2 separate regions of the Mus musculus genome follow, and region 2 is linked to region 1. The links are chromatin loops, found by intact Hi-C in ENCODE. Cell type or tissue: heart. All regions are shown on one strand. Each heading gives the region's core, and the rest is flanking DNA. Links, peaks and the distances in the headings are about the cores only.

Region 1 (6,953 bases), core at 955-5,954:
TTCCAGGACACCCAGGGCTATACAGAAAAACCAAAAAAAAAAAAAAAAAAGGAAAGAGAGCCATGAATTCACCTTGTCTACCCCATTGCAGTCTGGCACTGTAAGGCTCCTGCCATTTTCTTCTTTTCTTCTTGTTGTTTTGTTTTGTTTTTTGTTTTTAAAAAGATTTATTTATTTATTTTATGTATATGAGTACACTATAGATGTATAGATGGTTGTGAGCCACCATGTGGTTGCTGGGATTTGAACTCAGGACTTTTGGAAGAGCAGTCAGCGCTCTTAACCACTGAGCCATCTCCAGCGCCGTTTTTGTTTTGTTTTTGTTTTTTGTTTGTTTTTTCCTAAAGGGATCTTCCTAAATACCCAGCTAGGTGATTCTCCTCAGCGCATGATGCTTCCTTTTGTTTGAGACTTGGTAGCCAAGGCTGACCTTGATTTGCTATGCACCAGAGAATGACCCTCAATTATTTTTTTTTTTTTTTTTTTTTAGACAGGGTCTTGCCTGGAACTCACATTTAGACCAGACTGGCTTGGAACTCATAGAGGTCGATCTGCCTCTGGCTCCAGAATGCTGGGGTTAAAGCCATGAACCATCAAAGCCAGCACCATTCAGGAGCTTTCTATGCACGCATGTGCACCACCTGCATGCGTGATGCCCAGTGGAGATCAGACAAAGGCATTAGATTCTGCGGAACTGGAGTTATGGTGGGCTGTGAGTCACCATGAGTGATGGGAGCTGAATCCGGGTCTTCTGCAAGAGCAACAAATACTTTTAACTGCTAGTGCTCTCTCCAACCCAAGATTTTTTTTTTTAAATTGTGTCTGTGGAGGAAAAAAAAGGGGGGGGGCGGTGAGGACGAGTGTGTGTAAAGACCAGAAGATCCTGTGCATCTGCAAGCACAGGGGGTTTGTGAGCCGAGCCAGCTGATGTAGGTATTGGGATCAGCACTTGGGTCCTAATGGAATACCAAGTACTGTTAACCCCTGAGCCATCTCTCTGTTCCTGGCCGCACATCTTTAGGAATGAATTGTTGAGAGAAGGAGCGAGGATAAGGATCTATGTTGTAATTTTAATGGCTGTCGTCAAATTACTTTCCACAAGGAATATTTCCAATTTTACTCTTGTTTTCCTTGTGTCTTCCATCAACCTAGCAGGCCAGAGATATAACTCCTGATGCTTTCATGGCCACTATTATTAAATAGCTTGACCGTTTCTGGATGCCTCCAATGAAAAATAGAAATGGACAAGAAGAACGTTGTGACTGGGTGGAAGTACTGTCCCCAGTGGGGTTCAGTGTTGTCCCTCCAGGTTCACTATCACCCCTTTTGGCTCAGCACTGGTGTTTGAACCTGGGGCCTCGTGCATGGAAGGCATCAATCACTCTGCCGCTGAGCTATGTTTCTACAGGGTTTTGGTAAGTTAGCCGTGTTGGGTTAAAACCGAGTTGGGAGCTCAGGCAGGCCTTGAGTTTCCAATCCTCCTGCCTCCGCTTTCTGAGTAGATAGGATTACAGACCTGGGGCCACAGGGCTTGATTCCCGCCCCCTCATTTCTGGAAATCACTAAGAAAAACGGTAAACAGTTTAATTTTTAACTTTGAGTAGCTAGCTGCCTGGTTGTTGCTGACAGGAAGTCACTCTCAGGCAGTGCATGCACCCTGTGTTGTCCCAGCCAAAGAGAAAGCAGGGCCTGTACTGGACACCTCAAATGCCTCCATCTGCAGAGAGAGAAGCCAGTTGGTCCCTAGGAAGTTCTGCTCAGCTGTTAGTAAGCCACAGACTTCAGGAGGGAAGGCTCTGCACTTGTCTGTGGGTATCCTGTTGCTGTGTCTTTGGTTGAAAATCAATGAAGTCTCCAGGCAGAAGTGGTGCATGTCTTTACTAGCACTTGGGAGGCAGAGGTAGGAGGACTTAAGAGTTCAAGGCCAAATCCGGCAGTAGTGGGTGCACACCTTTAATCCCAGCACTTGGGAGGCAGAGGCAGGCAGATTTCTGAGTTCGAGGTCAGCCTAGTTTATAAAGTGAGTTCCAGAACAGCCAGGGTCACACAGAGAAACCCTGTCTCCAAAAACCAAAAAAAAAAAAAAAAAAAAAAAAAAAAAAAGAGTTCAAGGTCAGTCTGGTCTACAGAGTTCTAGGACAGCCAGGAGGGAATATTGAAGTCTATCCTTGAAGAGAAAGGTACTCTTTTTGTTTGTTTGTTTGTTTTTCGAGACAGGGTTTCTCTTTATAGCCCTGGCTGTCCTGGAACTCACTTTGTAGACCAGGCTGGCCTCGAACTCAGAAATCCGCCTGCCTCTGCCTCTCAAGTGCTGGGATTAAAGGAGTGCGCCACCACGCCCGGCTGAGAAAGGTACTCTTAATCTGAGCTGATTTAAAGATTATCATAGGTTTGATTTGCCTCATATCAGACCTTATTTTTTTAAATCTCCAAAGAGGAGGGAGGAGGGGGAGGAGGGGGAAGAGGGGGAAGAGGAGGAGGAGGAGGAAGAGAGAGAGAGAGAGAGAGAGAGAGAGAGAGAGAGAGAGAGAGAGAGAGAAAGAGAGAGAAAGAGAGAGAAAGAGAGAGAAAGAGAGAGAGAAAAGGAGGAGGAACAATAATTTTTTTATGTTCCTCACTTTAGAATTTGCTACTTATTTACTCACTTCTTATTCCTGTGGATGTCTATAACCTGAAAGACCCTCCTCTTCCCATTTTGCTCAATAGCCCCTTGCTCACTTCTCCGTGAAAAGTATTAAACCATAATTTATTCTCTAAGACACAAAGCAAGAGGCATCTTCTTTCATGGGGGACACTATGCTCCTCCCCCACAGCACCGACCCACCTCTTCACTCCGCAGCCACTCTGCCAATTGGTCTTTACAGCTTTCCATCCTTACCGTGGTCTTCTTTGTAAAGCCCTCTTCCCCACTGTACACATGCTTTGAGGGGTAAACTGAGTCTCACTCACCACTGCCTTCTGAGAAGCTAGTATCAGACTTTGTGTGATGCCAGATAATAGTTTACTGAACACATTCAAAACGGAATGAGCTCTGAAATGACTGGAGCAGAGGTAGGAAGCGGCCATCCGCTAGAGTGGCGGTGGCGTAAAGTCCCACCTAGTCTCTGAGAACAGCCACTCAAGGGCTTCAGGAAACCAGTGCCCCACCCCCATCCCCACCCCGAAATGAGGCAGCATATGCCTGATGTGTTTGTGCTGAACCAAAGAACTTGTTTCACATGCCCCCTCCCCTTCCCCCGACTCTCCAGATGTTGAGCTCAGCTGGCAGGCTTCATCTACAAACAAGCTGTCTTCACTGGAGGTCACACTGTTATTCCCCAAGGGAAGTTCCTCTGGGGAGATGTCCACACTTGCCAGACCTTCTGCCTTGCAGGACTAAGTTGAGAAGCCTAGACCCAACCGCTATCTCAGACTTATAAAGTCTAAGCTGCCCCCGCAGACTGCTGGGGCCACATCCAAGTTGCGAAATTTCCTTTTCCCAGGACACAGGGGTGTCAGGGGAAGTCCAGAAAACCAGGCAGCTGTTCCCCTCCAGGGCATGGGATGGGACTTTCTTGTGGTTTTATAATGTTCGCAAACAACTTGCAGGAGAACCAAGCCCAGCTCAGGAATGTGTACCATCCCAAAACAAGCTCACAGTCAAATAGTATCTCATTTAACAATGAAAGGGAAAACCCTGGAAATGCCCCAGCACTATTTCCTGAAGAAAAGCTGCAAGACACAATTCCTCTGGGCCAGGGGCAGACAGGAGTTGCAGGGTGGCTCATTGTGCCAACTGCTCGGGCAAAGCCACACCAGGGATGGGGGGGGGGGTGGGAGGGAGACCGGGGGCTCAGCTTTACATGGGATGGCCTCGGGAACTCTTGGGAGGAAATTTTGGCCAGGATAATACTTAGACTAGGGCCAGGTGCTGGGGGAGGTATTCCCAGAAAGTAATGACCAAAGCAGTGGGATGTAGAGGTGACTAGTAGTCCCCATGGGGCTCAATCCAGGAGCCTGGATTCAAATCCTAGCTCAGTGGGAGACTGGCTACTTAAGGTGGCCTTGGGCTGCACTTGGATCCGCCTGAGTTACTTTTTTCTTTTCTTTTCTTTTCTTTTCTTTTCTTTTCTTTTCTTTTTTTTTTTTTTTTCACTTATGAAATGGGTAAATGGCCTGTGCCTTGTAAAAGTGGCTTTCTCACAGGCCAATGTCCCTGTTGGCATTTTGTCTAGGCTCTGCCCCACAATTACCTGGCAACAGCCAGGTACGCCTGACTCACTATAAAAGGGGCTGCTTCTCTCTCTCTCTCTCTCTCTCTCTCTCTCTCTCTCTCTCTCTCCTTCCCTCCCCATGCCCTGAATAAACTATTCTATACTATACCATCATGTGGCTGGTCCCTCAGGGGGAAGGGATGCCTCAGCATGGGTCCACAGAGGCACCCCCTTCTCCCACACCATACCTTACCTCCACCCAACATATTCCTGTTTTTTTTTTTTTTTTCCTTTTCTTTTTATAAAACACAGCAGTCCCTGGTGGGATTCACTTCTTCACTGCATGGGTGGGACCTGGCGATTATGTTTTTCTTCTCTGGGCTAGTTGAGAAGGCAGGCCACCAACTCCACAGTGGGGTGGGCTGTTCATATTCCCCTTTGGCTGCTTATTCTATGTCCAAGGTTTTTGGGAACAAAGAGAACAGGGGCTGCAGGATGGCTCCCAGCTCACTTGGCTCTCCTAGGACCAGGAACCATATTGACTGCTGGGGCAAAGCCAAGCCCTTCCCAAAGCCACTTTGATAAAGTGAAAACCTTTGGAGCACTCAATCCTAAGTGGGATGACGGCATCACTGCTCCCCCCAGCACCGCCCTCTCCCACTCAGGGATCTATGCATTAGAGGAGGCAGAAAGATCTTAAGTGTTGTGTTTGATAAACGGCAGTGGTGTCATGCGGGAGGAGGGAGCACCTCAGAGAGCAGGGCAAGGTGATTCCCTCAGAGGAATCAGTCATATGACAGGCCTAGTGGAAGGACGATTTTTTTTGGCAGGAAGGGAAGAGGATCTGGGGAAGGGGGTAGAGGAGAGAGGAAGAGGCTGGCTGGCCCAGGACACATGGGAAATGGATCGAGGGAGAAAGAGGGAGGAAAGGGGAGGGAGGGGGAGGGGGAGGGAGAAGGAGGGAAAGAGAGCGAGCAAGAGAGAACTTAAAGTTGGGTGGGTAGAGAAACTAGGATCTGGGAGGAGTAGGGTGGACATGATAAAAATACATTGTATCCAAGTTTTTTTCTCAATTAAAAAAAAGTTAGCCTGGCGCGGTGGCACATGCCTTTAATCCCAGCACTGGGGAGGCAGAGGCAGGCTAGCCTCAAACAGAGTGAGTTCCAGGACAGCCAGGGCTTCACAGAGAAACCCTGTCTCGAAAAACCAAAAAACCAAAAAAAAAAAAAAAAAAAAAAACCAAGCAGAAATGCAGACTTACTGAGGGTGTGGGACAGAAACATACTCTAGCACTCAGCTCCATTCCTGCTCTGCTACCAGGTGGCCAGAAGACACATTAGCAGGACAGCTCTGTATCTTCAACTGCAGAACTGAGAAGCAAATGGCCACTGTACCATCTGTGCTTTGTCTTCCCTTGGACACTAAGTTCCAGGGGGCTGGGGAAACAACCTTCAAGCTCTCTTGGTAGAGCTAGTTTGAATGGTTTTCTGTTCTTGCATCCTGAGGTAACTTGGGGTTATAGGCAGAGCTCCCTGGGGCATATATTAAGAATGAAGGCTGGAAGACAGATTTGAATTCTAGTTTCTACCATTTCATAGCAGTGTGACTTTATAATAACGCACTTTTTGATTGCTATTAACCATTATTGTAGTACTGGGGACAGAACCTAAGATTCTGTGCTTCCTAGACCAATCACCCTGATTTGGGGTTTTGTTGTTTTAGACAGTCTCTTGCTATACAGCCCAACCTAGCCTTGAACCTATGATCCCACTACCCCAGCATTTACACTCTTAAGCCCATTTCTTTATTTATAAAGCTCACGTTCACCATCATGCCACTACTCCTACCCCTGCCTCAGTCCAGTAAGTTGCTAGGGACTAGGGAAGTGCAGACTGAGCCCAGAATGCACTCCATAGAAACTCTGTTGCTGTATTTTGAGTTTGACTCTTTCAAACACATCTCCACCACACCTAAGTTCCTGTCTTCTTTGTCTTGTGATCTGTTCTCCATTATCACTTAATCAATCAGTCTATCTACTTATCTACCATCATTAGTATTTTTTTTTTCTTTCCGAGACAGGGTTTCTCTGTGTAGCCCTGGCTGTCCTGGAACTCACTCTGTAGACCAGGGTGGCCTCAAACCCAGAAATCCACCTGCCTCTGCCTTGGCCTCCCAAGTGTTAGGATTAAAGGTGTGCGCCACAACTGCCCCGCTTGTCATTAGTATTTCACTATGCATCCCCGGCTGGCCTGGAATTTGCTATGTAGGTCAGAGATCTGTGTGCACCACCACTCCCAATTGTTTTTAATTCAGTCCTCACTGCCTTCTTCCTTAAATACATCTTTCCTTGTGGTGCTAGGGTTCAAACTTCTGAGGCCTTTGATGATGCCAGGGAAGTGCTGTTCCATTGACCTACATACCTCTCCCCCCTTTTAATGGCAGGGTCTCACTGTAGTCATGGCTGGCCTTGAACCCCCAATCTTGCTTCTGCTTCTGAAGGGTGACATTAAAGGCATACAACACACTCCTGGTCTTCCTACAGTTCTGTCTAGCTTTCCTCTGTACTGCTGGCAGTGATCTGTGTACCCCTGAGATGTGTTTCCCCCTGCATCCAGTCACCTAACAGCTCTGTGTTAAAAGTACTGACTGAATTTACCAACTTCTATCCCAACAGCCATCTTCCTAGAGATCCTATTGTCATCCACCCAGCTCACTAGGGTCTTATATCCCTACATCCATCCTTTAGATGCAGTCAGAGTC
Region 2 (6,953 bases), core at 840-5,839, 52 kb after region 1:
AGGATAGCTAAAACAATCGTGAACAATAAAAGAACTTCTGGGGGTATCACCGTCCTTGATTTCAAGCTGTACTCCAGAGTAATAGTAATAAAAACTACATGGTATTGGTATAGAAACAGACTGATCAATAGAAATCAAGTTGAAGACACAGAAATAAATTCACATACCTATGAACACTTGATTTTTGACAAGGAAGCCAAAACCATACAACGGAAAAGGGAGAGCATCTCAACAAATGGTGCTGGTCTAACTGGATGTCAGCATGTAGAAGAATACAAATAAATCTGCATTTATCACCCTGCACAAAACTTAAGTCCAAATGGACCAAAGACCTCAAATTAAAACCAGACATACTAAATATAATAGAATAGAGAGTCGGGAATAGCCTTGAACTTGTCAGTACAGAAGACAACTGCCTGAACAGAACACCAATAGCTTAGGCACTAAGGTCAACAATTAATAAATGGGACCTCATGAAACTGAAAAGCTACTGTAAGGTAAAGGACACTACTAATAGGACAAAACAATAGCCTACAGATTGGGAAAAGATCTTCACCAACCTTATCTCTGACAGGGGGCTAATATTCAAAATACATAAAGAACTCAAGAAGCTAGACACCAACAAACCAAATAACCCAATTAAAAAATGGGATACAGAGCTACAGAGAATTCTTAACACAGCAATCTTGAATGGCCAAGAAGCACCCAAAGAAATGTTCAACATCCTTAGTCACCAGGGAAATGTAAGTAAAAATGACTCTGAGAATGCCTAAGATCAAAACTCAAGGGACAGCACAAGCTGGCGTGGTTTTGGAGAAAGGAGAATACTCTACTGCTGATGGGAGTGCAAACTTGTATAACCACTCTGAAAATCAATTTGGTGGTTTCTCAAAAAATTGGGAATACATCTATCTTAAGACCCAGCTATACCACTCCTGGCCATATACCCAAAAGATGTTCTAATATCCCACAAGGACACTTGATCAACTATGCTCAACTTGTTCATAGCAGCCTTATTCATAATATCCAGAAACTGGAAACAACTCAGATATCCCTCAGTTGAAGAATGGACAAAGAAAATGTGGTTCATTGTACACAATTGAATACTATTCAGTCATTAAAAACAAGGACATCGTGAATTTCACAGGCAAATGGATAGAGCTAGAAAATATTATCCTGAATGAGGTAAACCAGAACCAAAAGAGCATGCATGGTATATACTCACTTATAAGTGGATATTAGCCATAAAGTATGGATAACCACACAATAATCAACGGACTCAAAGAAGACAAATAACAAGGAGGGCCCAAGAGAAGATGGTTGAATCTTTCTCAGGAAGGGAAACAAAATAGATATCAGATGCTGATAGAAGGAGGGAATTGGGGGTGGGAAAATCAGAAGTAGGGAGAGCAGGGAAGAGAGAATGCAAATTGGCCGGGGGCCGGGGGCCGGGGGCCAGGGGGGGGGGGACGGGGGGCGGGGGAGAGGGGAGGAGGCAATTTCTAGGACATACAAGAGACCCGGTAGAGGCCCCAGGGGATATATTGGGTGATCCTAGCAATGGGGGATGTGGATCCGGAAGTGGCCACTTCCTCTAGCCAGGCAGGACTCCCAGTTGAGGAATAAGGACAGTAACCTACCCATAAACCTTTGACCCAAAATGTGTCTTGTCTAAGTACAGGGACAAAGATAGAGCAGAGATGGAGGAAAAGGCCAACCAATGACTGCCCCAAATTGAGACCCATCCCATGGGCAAGAACCAATTCCTAATGCTATTAATGATACAGTTATGCTTGCAGACAGAAACTTAGCCTCAGTGGGGGAGGATGCAGTTAGTCCCACAGCAACTTAACTTGTGAGGCTTGGGTAATGGGGGGGGGGGGGGCGCTAACACACTAAAGGAACTTCCTCTTTGCAAAGGGGAAGGTGGAATGAGGGAAGAATCTGCATGAGGGGGTACTGGAAGGTGAGGGGATCTGATATTGGGATGTAGAGTGAAGAAATAAATTTAGTTTGAAAAAAGGAAAAAGGGGGGGTAAATAGAAGATCCCTAGAACAAGCTGGCTAGCTAGACCGGTCAGACTGGTAAGCTATGGTTCAAGTGAGAAGAGATCCTTGGCTCAATGAATAAAGTGGACAGTGATCAAGGAAGACTCCAAAGGTCAACTTCAGGCTTCCATGTACATATGACCCCACATACATGCATGCTACACACACAAACACAAGGTGGGAGGTGAACCAAACGGCAGCTACATATAATAAATACAAAGCTACACTACTGACCTCAGTGGCTCTATGACAGTCACTACTGAAGGTACACATGAACTGAATCTATCTGACCCATTCACACTTCTATACAAATAAATTGTAAGAATTTAATATTAACCTTATCCTCTCATGAATTCAGATATCCTTGTATTTAATTTGCTCAAGTGAGTTGGAAGAGCTAAGCTATCAATGAAGTCTTATTCACATGGAACCATGGAAAGGCTGTCTTTTAAACACTGCTGTCTCTCTGGCCTCCAAAGGTAAACACCGGGCAGGCCAAAGTCATGCCTACCTTACCACAGTCCTGGCACCCAGCCACAGCAGCATAAGCCACCTAGAGTGGGAAGCTGCTCACACCCTTCAAAGGTTTATACTCCAAGTGACAAAGAAGAATGGAATCTTCCAGTGGGTAGGAGGTAATACAAAGAGTTCATCTATAAACCTACCCACAATCATTAGAGACTCTGAATACCAACTCATTTTCTTTCTTTTTTTCTCTTTGTTTTTAGTATGTTGTCATCTTCTTTTGATGAAAAGATGGACAGATTTAAAACAAAACAAAACAAAACACCTTCCAAGTTAACAAGTTAGACCACAGTAAAGGGATACCCACTGCTGAACAGATATAAGTTTCTGTTTAATGAGGATTTTAAACTAAGATTCAGGCAGGTAATCAGTTTGGTGGGCTCAGGTCTTATTTATTAGAAAGACATGTACCTGTTCTAAACATGGCACAATTAGTCTGCAGAGAATAATTTCTCAATGTCTTTTCATGATACCAGGGTTCAACAAACCCAGCAATTGACCTATCCAGCTCCTACCACAATCCTCAAGTCTTTTTATAGTCACAGGTAATTACCCCACGGAGAGATTACATCACTTCTGTCAGTAGGGTTTGCAGCTGACAGGAAGATGCTTTGCGGATGTTTTGGGAACTACATCCTCATTTAGAAACACATTGCTATGGCCCCCATTGTTCCTTTCTAAGAATAGAACTGCCTTGGCAAGCCCTGTGCCTAAACTGGAACCAAACAACCAAGAGCCACTGTGGGTAAGAACACAACTTCAGAAGAAAACATGGTAACCTAGAGATGACTCCTGTATCCTTTTGATACAGGAAAGAACACAGATAGGGTCTTTATTCATTATCAGAACAAGTCTCTGAGAGCTGGCCTTCACCCTTCAATCAGGAAACTTAAGAAATGGGTCCAAGGACACCTCCCATTCAGTACAGGTAGGCCAATGCCAGCAAAGTCATGAACAGAGTCAGATGAACATAAATATCAGCCAGTTCCAGCACTTGCAATTATGTGCCCAGGTAAGCTACCCAACATCCACCTAAGTTCCTCTCTCCATTAGGCACAGAAATGGTGTCCTTTATGTACATTTCCTATCTATCTGCTGTCCTACCACCCCCAGCTTGGTATACATTATCTAACTCAGGTCCTCCTGAGATGGTGAGGCGAGCCAAAGAAGTCTGACAAAATCTCTCTGCTACAGTAGTGCTTAGGGCCAAAGCTACATCCTATCATAAAGAATCTGGTTCTCAACAATTGTTTTTAATTTATTAATTTATTTATTTATTAATTTATTATATATAAGTACACTGTAGCTGTCTTCAGACACTCCAGAAGAGGGTGTCAGATCTTGTTACAGATGGTTGTGAGCCACCATGTGGTTGCTGGGATTTGAACTCCGGACCTTTGGAAGAGCAGTCAGGTGCTCTTACCCACTGAGCCATCTCACCAGCCCCAACAATTTTTATCTTTTAAAAACTAAGTACTTTACTTTCTCACTCTGCTGTATAGAGATACAGATGGCTGCTTTTCCCACTATCTCAAAATTGCATTGTGTGAACTGTGATGCTTAACATGGTATTATGCATCATGGCAACATGGGGAGAGGGTATCAGAAACAAAGAACACTGAGTTGTCAGTATCTTCTGAACTGAGAACGCAAAGCATTTGATCTAAGTCAGCAGGCCACCTCAATTGAGATCATCAAAATATGCAAAAATGAGCTTTGTGGAAAACATCAGGGATTCCTCAAGTAAGCAATCCTTCATCAGTCAGATTTAACACCTGCTCCAAATCTCTTAACCTGGACAAACAGTGACTCAGGGTATTCAGTTCATGTTTTCATGAGAGCAAAGGTGTTGTCTTCACAAAGTCCACTGTGCAGTGTGACTCAACAGTAGGTCACATAACAACTCTGTTGTTATTTAGAAGTTACATCACACCTTATATGTCATGTGCTGTCCAATCATTTTTATTAGTCTATACAACACACCAACCTGACATTCTTAAAGATTGTTGTTCCTCTTTAATAGCAGCATGAAAGAGGTCAAGTGAGGTCATAACTCAAGTTTCTTCGGATCAAGCAGACAGAGCTGGAAGAGACTTCCCACAGTGGGGTCCTAGTTCCTCTAGTCCAAGAAAGGTAGTGTGAGTAGCACACACACACAGTTTGTTTTTAATCCTGATCTTCCCATGAAGATCACGAATTGTGCTTCTGCACAACAAGATATGCTTCCTCTGTCACACCTAAAATGGAGCCTCCAATAAATAAATCTCTGTTTATAGAAAAGACCAAAGGAAAATCTGGCCTTTGGTTAATGCTTCTCTAATACTTTTGTTAGTATAATTCCAAATCTTGAGCTATAGATGGGAGAGACAACATCTAGGTGTGAAAACACACATCTGTAATCCTAGCACTTGAGAGGTTGAGACAGAAAGATCACTAGTACAAGGTCAGCCTGGCTACATAGTTGATATTCCTTCAAAAAACAACCAAAACAAACAAACAATCCTGAAGGATGAGGAAGAGAAGATGGAAGAAAGGGCAGGCAGGCAGGCAAGATGACTATGGAAATCAAACCCCAAACAATGTCATTTAACCCTAGAACTCTCAAGTGACCCTTTACACATGATTCTTCTTTGTTTAACCTGAGATTATAGTCAAGGCTCTGTGTAATTTTATAATCAGAGGCTATGATCACATAATGCCTCTAGGGAACGCATTGTCTATGGTCCAATGGGATTCTCATAACCATAAATGTGCCTGACATGTGAGCATGTCTATTGTCTACTAGAGTCCAATGGTGGCAAGGCTATATATTTTACAAACACTCATTTTAAGATATCTCTGAAATGGGTATTCAGGTGCAGCTACAAAAACACGTAAGAAATTGAGATTTAGGGTCTGGAAGAGATGGCTTAGTAGGTTAAGATCACTTGCTATTCAAGTTTGAGGACCTGAGGACTGAAGTTAGAATCCCTAGCATCCACATTAAAGCCTATAAAACATGTATCTATATTGTGGGGTGGAGATAAGGAGCTCCTGAGAGCTCACTAGCTGGCCAGGTAGCCAAAACAACGCTTCTAGTTCAGTGAGAGGCCCTGTCTCAAGGCAGTTAAGATAATAGAAGACACCAGATGTCTTACTCTGGCCTCCGCATGCATATGTTTAGGTACAGGAACTCACATTCACATTCATGCACGCCCCTAATACATACACACACACACACACACACACACACACACACACTCTCTCTCTCTCTCTCTCTCTCACACTCACACTCAAATTCACAAGGGGGAAGCAGGGGCTCTTCCTGAAAGGAACTGCCTTTCTTTAGCTTGACTGTTTATCTGAGAGTTTTGGTTTCCTGGTGAGCATACTTGGCACAGTGCTCATGGCAATCACAGCCATGCAGGTGTGCTCTGAGTTTTCAGGCCAAAGGGGTGGGTATCGTCTTCTCCTAGAAGCCACTTCACAGAGGGAAAACATTGGCAGCAATGTTGGCACACTGGACTTTAGTGATGGTGAAGCCCCTTCTCCCTGTATGCACTCTGCTCCCAGATAGTACATATGTTGTGAGGAATAAAAATGACTTGAATGTTAGGGTGGTAGGAAAGATTCTTTGCAGTGGGGAAGGGAAAGAAAACAGCTTCAACTTTTCCATTCTAGTCTGGGCCCACATTATAAACAGATAGTTTTTCCACAGTAAAGAATAATAATCCCTTTATCTAGCCAGTATGAAACTTTGGGTAGAAAGTTGGGGAGGTGTCTGGTAGGTGGAAAATGGAAGGAAGAAAGCATAGAACAATAAAAAGGAAGGTGGAGAGGATGAGATGGCTTAATGAAACTAAAGGGGCTAAAGACTTCCAATTCTCTGCTAGCAACAATGCAGCTTAACATGCTAGGGCAGCTTCCCAGGAAAAATCCGGGGAGATGCAGTTTGCAGTGGTTCCTAGGCACTAGTCCAGGTTCTGTTCCTGGACCTACCATTAGCTATTAAGACCTCGGGCAAATGGATAACTTCTGAAATCTGGCTGAGGAGTTCACCCCTAATCTAGTGCTGACAGTTGTCTCATTCAAGCACATACCTACTAAGCAGCATTTGTTCTAGGCTAACTGTGGGGAATGAGAACAGAGGAATACAAAACTTCTATGAAGAACCAAATCTTTTGTCTGTCTGATCCAGGGTCTCATTCTGCAGCCCAGGCTGGCCTTAAACTCATAATCCTCCTGCCTCAATTTCCTAAATGCTGGGATTATAGACAAAGAGCCAAACACTTTAGCCACTGGTTTTTACCATACTTATTTAACTTTTTGCCATTACAGAACAAAAGTAACCAGAGACAATATATATTCAAGAATGAGCACACCACGTTCCACTCAAATCC

The links. A loop is a pair of places that touch in the nucleus more often than their neighbours do. Peaks named below come from ENCODE experiments on the same cell type or tissue, not always from the same donor. Only the 100,000 strongest peaks of a DNase experiment are listed, where the experiment ranks them.
Region 2: a loop joins it to region 1, with 5 times the contacts of the local background. A loop is called at or near these places in 5 of 42 quality-filtered maps.

What each region holds. Positions count from the first base shown.
Region 1 is chr12:80,881,987-80,888,939 of GRCm38, reverse strand. No RefSeq gene overlaps it. Among named protein-coding and RNA genes, the nearest start is that of Gm23298, 26 kb to the left of the region's middle. In heart, for the core only: no CTCF peak of the experiment used is centred there; DNase peaks (open chromatin) are centred at 3,379 and 4,859; H3K4me3 peaks cover 856 bases.
Region 2 is chr12:80,830,002-80,836,954 of GRCm38, reverse strand. All of the region lies in intron 2 of Susd6 (sushi domain containing 6), which reads right to left. Among named protein-coding and RNA genes, the nearest start is that of Susd6, 43 kb to the right of the region's middle. In heart, for the core only: a CTCF peak has its summit at 3,177; DNase peaks (open chromatin) are centred at 1,584 and 3,234.